Regions from separate parts of the Homo sapiens genome. Here region 1 is linked to region 2. The links are chromatin loops, found by intact Hi-C in ENCODE. Cell type or tissue: natural killer cell. All regions are shown on one strand. Links, peaks and the distances in the headings refer to the core of each region. The heading gives the core; the rest is flanking DNA.

The links. A loop is a pair of places that touch in the nucleus more often than their neighbours do. Peaks named below come from ENCODE experiments on the same cell type or tissue, not always from the same donor. Only the 100,000 strongest peaks of a DNase experiment are listed, where the experiment ranks them.
Region 1: a loop joins it to region 2, with 6 times the contacts of the local background. A loop is called at or near these places in 2 of 110 quality-filtered maps.

The regions. Positions count from the first base shown.
Region 1 is chr2:60,952,170-60,956,563 of GRCh38, forward strand. PUS10 (pseudouridine synthase 10) reads right to left here. Exons shown (of 18, transcript NM_144709.4): 12 at 2,849-2,905; 13 at 1,913-1,989; 14 at 1,764-1,819; 15 at 828-945. Among named protein-coding and RNA genes, the nearest start is that of PEX13, 63 kb to the right of the region's middle. In natural killer cell, for the core only: no CTCF peak of the experiment used is centred there; a DNase peak (open chromatin) is centred at 2,082; H3K27ac peaks cover 1,855 bases.
Region 2 is chr2:60,816,598-60,820,991 of GRCh38, forward strand. No RefSeq gene overlaps it. Among named protein-coding and RNA genes, the nearest start is that of REL-DT, 63 kb to the right of the region's middle. RefSeq lists a silencer at 3,059-3,108. In natural killer cell, for the core only: a CTCF peak has its summit at 2,008 (motif pointing right); DNase peaks (open chromatin) are centred at 1,964 and 3,124; H3K27ac peaks cover 2,231 bases.

The DNA.
Region 1 (4,394 bases), core at 258-4,257, 140 kb after region 2:
CTAAAAATACAAAAATTAACCAGGTGTGGTGGTGGGCGCCTATAATCTCCGCTACCCAGGAGGCTGAGGCAGGAGAATCGCTTGAACCCAGGAGGCGGAGGTTGCAGTGAGCTGAGATTGTGCCATTGCACTCCAGCCTGGGCGACAAGAGCAAGACTCTGTCTCAAAAAAAAAAAAAAAAAAGAAAAAAAGAAAGTAAACTATTTTTATAAGAAGAGGTGGGGGCAGATGGCAAGAAGTATGCACATGAACAGGCACTCTACCATGACATGCTCAGGTATAGGAAAATGTCACATGTGGCAAAATGCATGTGCTTTACATATATTGTCATGTGTTTTATTCATGTATTTAATCTCAGCATCAGTTCTATTAGATAAGTGCTATTTTATATTTATTTTTGACAAATGACCAAAGATAATAATAGCATTGCCAAGTGTTTCCTATGTGCCAGGTACTGTTCTAAGTGCTTTATCTAATTAAACTCATTTAATTATTTTAACTAATTTTATAGATGAAGAAATTGAAGCAGAAAGAGGTTAAGTAACTTGTCCAAAGTCACACAGCTCAGAAATGCAGATCCAGCATTTGCACCCAGGCAAACTGTCTTCAGAGTGGGGGTCTTCCCCACTGGCCACGCTGCCGCTCCAGGGGGTTAGATGAACTGCCCAGTCCTTCAGCTAGTCAGTGGCAGAACCAGGCTTGGAACCCAGGTCTTGCTGACCCCAAAGCCCATGCCCTGTGACTTGCTAGTAATAAATTAGAAGACAATGGGATCTTTGATAGGCAACAGAAAAATGAAATAAAAAGAATAAGCACACTTAAACTACCTTTATGTCATTTAGGAATTCAATGTCTTTCTTCTGTATCGCTTTATTTGTCCAAATTAAGGCACTGTAGGTCTTTGTCTTTTCTTCTTCACCTTCTTTCATATGTCCTATTGCCTCTCTAAACAAAAACAATTTTTAGAAGTTTGTCCAAATAAACAAAATACAAAAAAACCTTGCCCTGAATTAGCCTTTCTTTAAAAACAGTTTACATATAATTTCCCAGTTTTAACTGTACAATTCAATGATTTTTAGTATGTTTTCAGAGTTGTGCAGCTATTACCACAATCTAGTTTTAGAATACTTTCATCACCCTGAAAAAGAAACTTTGTACCCATTAGTGTCACTTCTCATTATTATTCTCCCCCAGCCCTAGACAACCATTAACTGACTTTGTATCTCTATAGATTTACCTATTCTGAACATTTCACATAATGAAATCATACAGTACGTGGTGCTTGGTGACTGGCTCCTTTCATTTCATAATGTTTTCAAGGCTCACCCAGCTTGCAGCATGTGTCAGGACTTCATTCCTTTTCATTACCAAATAATATTCCATTGTATGGATATATCACATTTTGTTTATTCATAGACACTTGGGTAGTTTTCCACTTCTTTGCTATTGTGAATAATGCTATTATAAATATTCATGTACAAGTCTTTGTGTGGATGTTTGTTTTCATTTCTCTTGTATATATAATATCTAGAAGTGGTTAAGATTTGCATTTCCCCAATGACTAATTATGTTGAGCATTTTTTCATATGTTAATTGGCTATTCCTATATCCTCCTTGGAGAAATGTCTACTTAATCATTTCCCCATTTGTAGTTGTGTTGTTAAGAGTTCTTTATATATTCTGGATGCAATTCCCTTATCAAGATATGTGACCTGCAACTAAAACGTCCCTTTTGAAATCATCTCCAATGAGCCTACTCTTACCTTGTGACAAGCTGCAAGTCACGTACTTGGATTTTGTTAGATGAGTTATTAATTTTCTGTAGTAGCAGAAAAAGAAAAACAATTAGCAAGTCTAGCTCAGTTACAGAATTGCAGAAACATGACGATTTCCATGGCATGAAGTGGTTTACCTGCTGAAGTTCCTTAATTTCTTGTGAAGTGAAATGTACTCTATGAGGATTCACCAGCTCAATTGCAAAGGGCCTTCCTGGCAGCACACACCCCGTCATGAAACAGAAACGTGTTGATGGAGTTAACATTTGGGCTAATGCAAGAGGGTTAGGAGGTGTGAAAAGTGGGTTGAGCTCTAGAGGACTGAAAGTTTAGTGACATGACTACATCTGAGGGAGGGAAGAATGTGTGAGAAGAATCAAGGGGCTTTTTGCAGGGCTGCTAAACCCCAGCACAGGCAATATGTGAAAATGACTGCTTCCCCAAAGGCCCATGAACAAGCCTGTGTTAATTACAAAACACAGTTTAAATAACCACTAATTAACTTAGTTACACTAATGTAAAGTTGTCACATGCAGCAATGCCCTGTTGAAATCCATCCTTCTAGCCTGATCCACTAGTGAAATGGAAAAGCTTTGGTTCCATGAGAGGAAGGAACTATAAGCCTCAAACAGTTCAGGATTAAATGTCATCATCTTTCTGGTAATGCAATAGGGTAAAATGAGAGACATGAAGGTTAAGACAGCAGAATCACTTTTTAAATGAAGATGTACATTCTGAAAACTGTACTGGTCCTTCTGAAATGTTATTAAATGAAAAAATTAATAATCAAACTTTTGGAAAAAAAATCAAGCACCTCTTTGTTAATGCACATGCAAGTCCCTTATAACCTATAGGTATGCAATCAGGATGGCCTCTGAAGAAATGATTCCTGTTAAGGTGTATTTCATATAATTCATAAAGGGGCCTCCATAATCCACAAAGCTTCCTCCCTTGGAGAAGCTCTGGGCCTTGCTCACTTTGTTTTTCACTGAGTGACTATGCTAAGCCTGCTGTCTAGAAAGGATGATAATCAGAAAGTTAGTTCTAATCAGGTGATGCTGTTGCAGTCTTACCATTTCCTAATGTTCTCACATCTACATCTTCTCTTCCAGAGGATGAAAAATTAAAACCTTTGAAAAGCAGATAAAGAAAAAAAAATTAGAGACATCATAGCTCTAAGATATTCATTCCCAACCTTTGCTAGAAACCCAACTGAAGGTCTTGAACAATCTATAGGAGAATCCCCAGGGAGAGTCATCATCCCACCTCTAATGTCAATCTCTACTAAAAATAGTAATGCTAATAGTAAACACCATTTATTGAGAACTTATTATATGCCAGGCATTGGACTAAAAATGTTATATATATAATTTAAATTTTATTTATTTATTTATTTATTTTTAGAAATGAGATCTTACTCTGTCACCCAGGCTGGAGTGCAGCAGCGTGATCATGGCCCACTGCAGCCTCAAACTCCTGGGCCCAATCAATCCTCTTGTCTCAGCCTCCCAAGTAGCTGGGATCACAAGTGCACACCAGCACACCTGGCTAATTTTTAAATTTTTGTAGAGATGAGGTCTTGCTTTGTTGCCCAGACTGGTCTTTAACTCCTGAATTCAAGCTATTCTCCTGCTTTGGCCTACCAAAGCACCGGGATTATAGGTGTGAGCCACTGCACCTGGACCATGTACTATTTAATCCTTATTATAACCTTATAAAGTAGGTATAAAATAAAAGAACACCAAGCTTCAGAAAAGTTAGGTAATGTTCCCAAGGTCACACAAGTAAATGGCAGAGCTAGGTGTTTCTGACGTTAAAATCCAACCTTAACTACCATCCCATGGGAACGCCAAGGCAGAGTCCTGTTTGGAAGAAGAGCCCACCACCCCTCTGGCCATAAGCGTATGGTGAAAACTCTATAATCTTTCTTTCTTTCCTTAGAACAAAGCAAAAACAGTCATTATTTAAGAATTAAACACCATGAAAGGAAAAGGAGGGAAAAAAAGGTTTGACTCTAAGAAGCAAATTCATTATATATGATTATACATGTCATGAAACCAAAGCTGGGACCATGACAGAACCAGCGTATGCTCTGCGATAAGTTGATCGTCACGGACTAAAAGCTGCAAATATTGGAAGGAGAAAATTAAAAAAAAAAAAAATGTAAGGGGCTTACACAACAACTTTTTTAGATATAGAACTAGGCCAGGCAGGATGTAGGAGTCTGTGAACCACTAAGTCCCAAAAAACTCTCCCTTCTGTGTTTACACTCCAGTGTGAAGTTACTAATAAATCCATAGCAATATCGGTATCTTCTAATCAGAGTCAACAGACTCAACCTGTAGTGCTAACAACAGATGGATGGCCATAGTTCAATGGTGAATTCAAAAAGGGCATCTGGGAAGCTGAAGATGCAGACTCCTTGGGGCTAGGATTTGTCTTACAGCTGCCCACCCCTGTCTCCCGGTCAGCCCCGTCAGGAAAACAGGGTGTCCACAGTGACTGAACAAGAACCTGTGACTGGCAGGGGTGAAGGGAATGAACAGGCCTCAAAGAAATAAGTCTACTAGTTACTGAAGGAGCAGAAATCTTAAATTCATAAGTCAGCCATAAAACTTC
Region 2 (4,394 bases), core at 141-4,140:
AGCGTACATTGAAAAAACCATTGTATAACTTTCCATATATTCACAGAGCTGTGCAGCTGTTGTCATCTCAGTGCCTTTCAGGTTATTTTCATTATTTCAAGAAGAAACTTGCACCCCAAAGTCACCTCTCCCCATTGTGCCTACTCCTGTAGCCCTAAGCAACTTGCTTTCTGTGCCTATAGATTTGCCCATTCTGGATATTTCATATAAACCTCTCTGATTTTATCTACTTCTGAAACCCTGTTCTCTACCCATTTTCTCTTCCTCCTTGCGTGCCTTGTACACCCCCAGCACACCTTCTTCCCAGGGTCTTTGCACAGTTTCCCCCAACCCCCAATCCAGCTTCCCTGATCTCTCCATGGCCACACCTCTCAGGGAAGCCTTTCCTGAGTTCCCTCCTCCCCCCTGGCCCCGCCCCCACATGCCCCACTTAATTTTTTAAGTGTAATAAGTATATATTATCACATGGCACTAATCATCATGTATTCCATGTTTCTCTTTTAATCATCTGTGTCCTCCTGTCACTCATGGAACATCAGCCCCAGAGGCAGGGCTTTTACCTCTTTTATTCCCTGCTGTACCCTCAGTGCCTTGAACAGCACCTGAAATAGAGAGATACTCCATAAATATTGTCAAATGAATGGCAGGAATGGGATGTGAACACAAGTCTGTCAGACTTCAAAACCTGTGTCCCTAACTATCATACTTAAAGATCGTAGAGAATGCAAACGATTTAAACTCGTGGCAGTGGCTGGGTGCGGTGGTTCACACCTGTAATCCCAGCACTTTGGGAGGCCAAGATGGGCGGGTCACCTGAGGTCAGGAGTTTGAGACCAGCCTGGCCAACATGGTGAAACCTGTCTTGACTAAAAATGCAAAAAATTAGCCGGGCGTGGTGGTTCATGTCTGTAATCCCAGCTACTCTGGAGGCTGAGGCAGGAGAATCACTTGAACCTGGAGGCAGAGGTTGCGGCGAGCCTAGATCACACCACTGCACTCCAGCCTGGGAAACAGAGTGAGACTGTCAAAACAAACAAACAAACAAACAAACACACTTGGTAAAAGTAAGAAAGGTCTAAAGCCTATGCCCAGTGTGGTGGATGCTGGGCTGCAGTAGAGGTGTTGATAATGCCAGCTCCCAGGAGTGTTGGCAGCTGGAGCTTGCAGCTGCATCTTTTCCAGGGTTTGCCCTGGGCTGAGGAGAAGCTGCCTCACTCAAGGCCATTACTACTTTCTAGAGCAGGGGCTGTATCCCATGGTCAATACAAGGGTAGCAACCTGCCCTATGCTCCAATTTCAAAGGGCCATCCTTGCTCCAGAGCTCCTTGTGGCATTGGTGGAAGCCATTGTTTCCACAGCATTAAAGTTCAGCTTCTTCCTCTATTCATCTGGCTTCCTGCTCTCCCCACACAGGTGTTAATCTTGACAGCATTCCCCAATAAACTTTCTGTGCACAAACTGCCGTCGTGGAAACTGTTTCCTGGATAATGCAACCCGTGATGCTCAGAATAATTCATTCGATGGCTTCCCAAGGAGGTTGAAGGATCTATGGGTAGGTGGACACAGAACAAATAAGCTGGGCCCCTGAAAGCCACACCAACAAGCAGAGGAATCAATCGTACCTGTGTTTTCGTGACCCCAGCTCATCATATCCCTCTTAACAAACTAACATGGGAAGGAAGAGAATGTGATGTGCAGGGTCCACAGTTACCGCCACGGCTCTGAAGCATCCCTTGTGTGAAAACAGCTCCATTTCTTGGCCAAGCTCCATTTCAGACCCTGAGCTTGGGCTCCCTGTCTGTACTGTGACCTCACCCTGTGGAGTCCAACGTAGAGTGACTCATGAGTCATCAGGGGTTCGATCAACATTTCCTCTTGGCTACATATCCCACCCCCACCCCAAAGTCAGTGATCATCCCCTTTGGGAGCCTGGCTGCTGAGGGGGAAAGAAGGGGAAAGTGAGTCAGTCAAGAAATGACAACCCCAAGGGGGCAGCAGTATCCCTGCCTGAAGTCTAGATAAGAACAGGCAAAAGTATTATTAAAGTCATTCTTTCCTGTCAGCCTTTTCAGTTGAATAAGAAATGGAAAGGTGGTACCCTCCCTAGTGTGGGAGCAACTTGAGGGCCGGTATCACTTGTTTTTTGTAATAATAAAAGCCAGTCCTTGGTGGGGTGTGGTGGCTCACATCTGTAATTCCAATGCTTTGGGAGGCCAAGGTGGGAGAATCACTTGAGGCCAGGAATTCAAGACCAGGCTGGGCGATGTAGCAAGACCCCATCTCTACAAAATATATATTTAAAATTAGCCAAGGATAGTAGCACACCCATGGTCCTAGCTATTTGGGAAGCTGAGTGGGGAGGATCCCTTGAGCCCAGGAGTTCAAGGCTGCAGTGAGCCATGATCTTGCCACTGTACTCCAGCCTGAGCAACAGAGCGAGACCCTGTCTCAAAAAAAAAAAAAAGAAAGCCAGTGCCCACATAGCGAGACTATGTCCCAAGATCTGTTCTGAGTACTTAACATATATTCACCAATTGAATCCTCGTAACACCACAGTGAGGAAGAGACCATTATTCCCAGCCCTGTTCTGCAGATGAGGAGACCAAAGCACAGAAAGCTAAAGAATGGATGGGTCTGTAACCTGCTCAGGCCACACTGGTTATGAGTGGGTTCCACCACCGTCCTACACTGCCGGTATGTATCATCCAGGGCTGAAGGCAGTGCCTGGCCTGGTGGGGTGCACTGCCCCTGTGGTCCTTCTCACAGCTGGCCACATACCCCTCAGATGCAGTGAGCGGCCCACCAGACACCTGGCTTACAGAGAACAGGGGTGAAGGAGAGCTGCAAGCCTTCTCTCAAAGCCTCCCTTCCTTCCTGGTGTCTGTGGGCTGAGTGTGTCTCCCTCTGGCTTGATTCATGGTTTTTGCTCTCTCTTTGGTGCATTCATTCTTTCCAGATTTTTTACTTTCTTTCCATTCGCTCACAAGGGAAGACCTGCTGAGGGCGGAAACATCATGCATGAGTTAAAGGAGAACAATGGGTGAGAGGTGCCGAGTAAGCCTCGAGTGTGGCGGCTGTGTTGTGGTTCCCGAGCTTCCTCCACGCCGGATCTGATCTTCAGTGACGCCCAGCAGGGCCTACGGAGACATTCATCACTTCCTCCCTCAACGAAAGGTGTGAACCCAAGAAACTTTTCCTCTTCTATGTCAGGTGGTCCCTGTGCCGACTAGAGCAGGATCTATCTAGACTGTGGTTACTTACCTGTCCTTTCAGGGCGCCATTGTGTCCTTGTCCCTACAAGCCCCTACCCTACCCGACATGCACACAAGAATTTAGCGATTTGGGAGTTTTAGTTTTAGTTTTTGTTTTATTTATTTATTTTGGAGACAGGGTGTCGTTCTGTCACCCAGGCTGGAGTGCAGTGGCATGACCGAAATGGTAGAGTTCCCTGATCCCCCCGCAGGATGCACAACAGGGGTGTGGCTCACCTGTTGGGTCGCCACCGCCACCGTTGCTCAAAGCCCTTAAGGGAGGGGGAGCACGCAGATGGACAGGTGCAGGGGCCCAAGTGGGCGTGTGTTACAATGTGCCCCTTTAGCCTTGCGGTCCATGGACGGCTCAAGTGTTAACCAGCTCCGTGGACCCTCTGCCTTTCCGCAAGGGCAGAGGGCCAATGTGACAGCTTTCTGTATCCTAAGCTCTTGTCCAGCATCCCAGAAAAACCAGTCACACACGAACTTGAAGGATAAATGTGAGAATTTCACTGAGTAGTGGAGGTGGCTCTCAGCGGGGATGGATAGAGAGACAGAAGCAGGGGATGGAGTGGGAAGACAGTCTTCCCCTGGAGCCGGGCCGTCCAGAGCTGAACTCCTCTCCCACCACCAACAGCCCAACTCCTCTCGGCGTTCAGATGTTTCTCCTCTTCTGTCTTTCTCTGCCGCGCCCTCCATTCCACCCTGCATCTGCTTGTCTTCTCATCTTTTCACCTGCTTGTCTGCTTCTGGAGCCTGGGGTTTGGTGTTTATATGGGTACAGGATGGTACAGGATAGGGGCCATGGCAGGCCAAAAGGCAACTTTTGGGGCGTGAAAACAGGAATGCCTGTCCTCGTTTAGGGCCACAGGTCTTCAGGCTTGAGGGTGAGGTCTTTGCCGGGGAACCACCCTGTTCTACCCAGTACTTCCTTGTCTCCTGTCCACATCACGATCCTGGCTCTCTGCAGCCTCAACCTCCCAGGCTCAAGTGATCCTCCCACCTCAGCTTTCCTAGTAGCTAGGGCTACAGGTATGTACCACCACTTCTGGCTAATTTTTGTATTTTTTATAGAGATGGGGTTTCCCCATGTTGCCCAGGCTGGTCTTGAACTCCTGGGCTCAAGCTATCCACCTGCCTTGG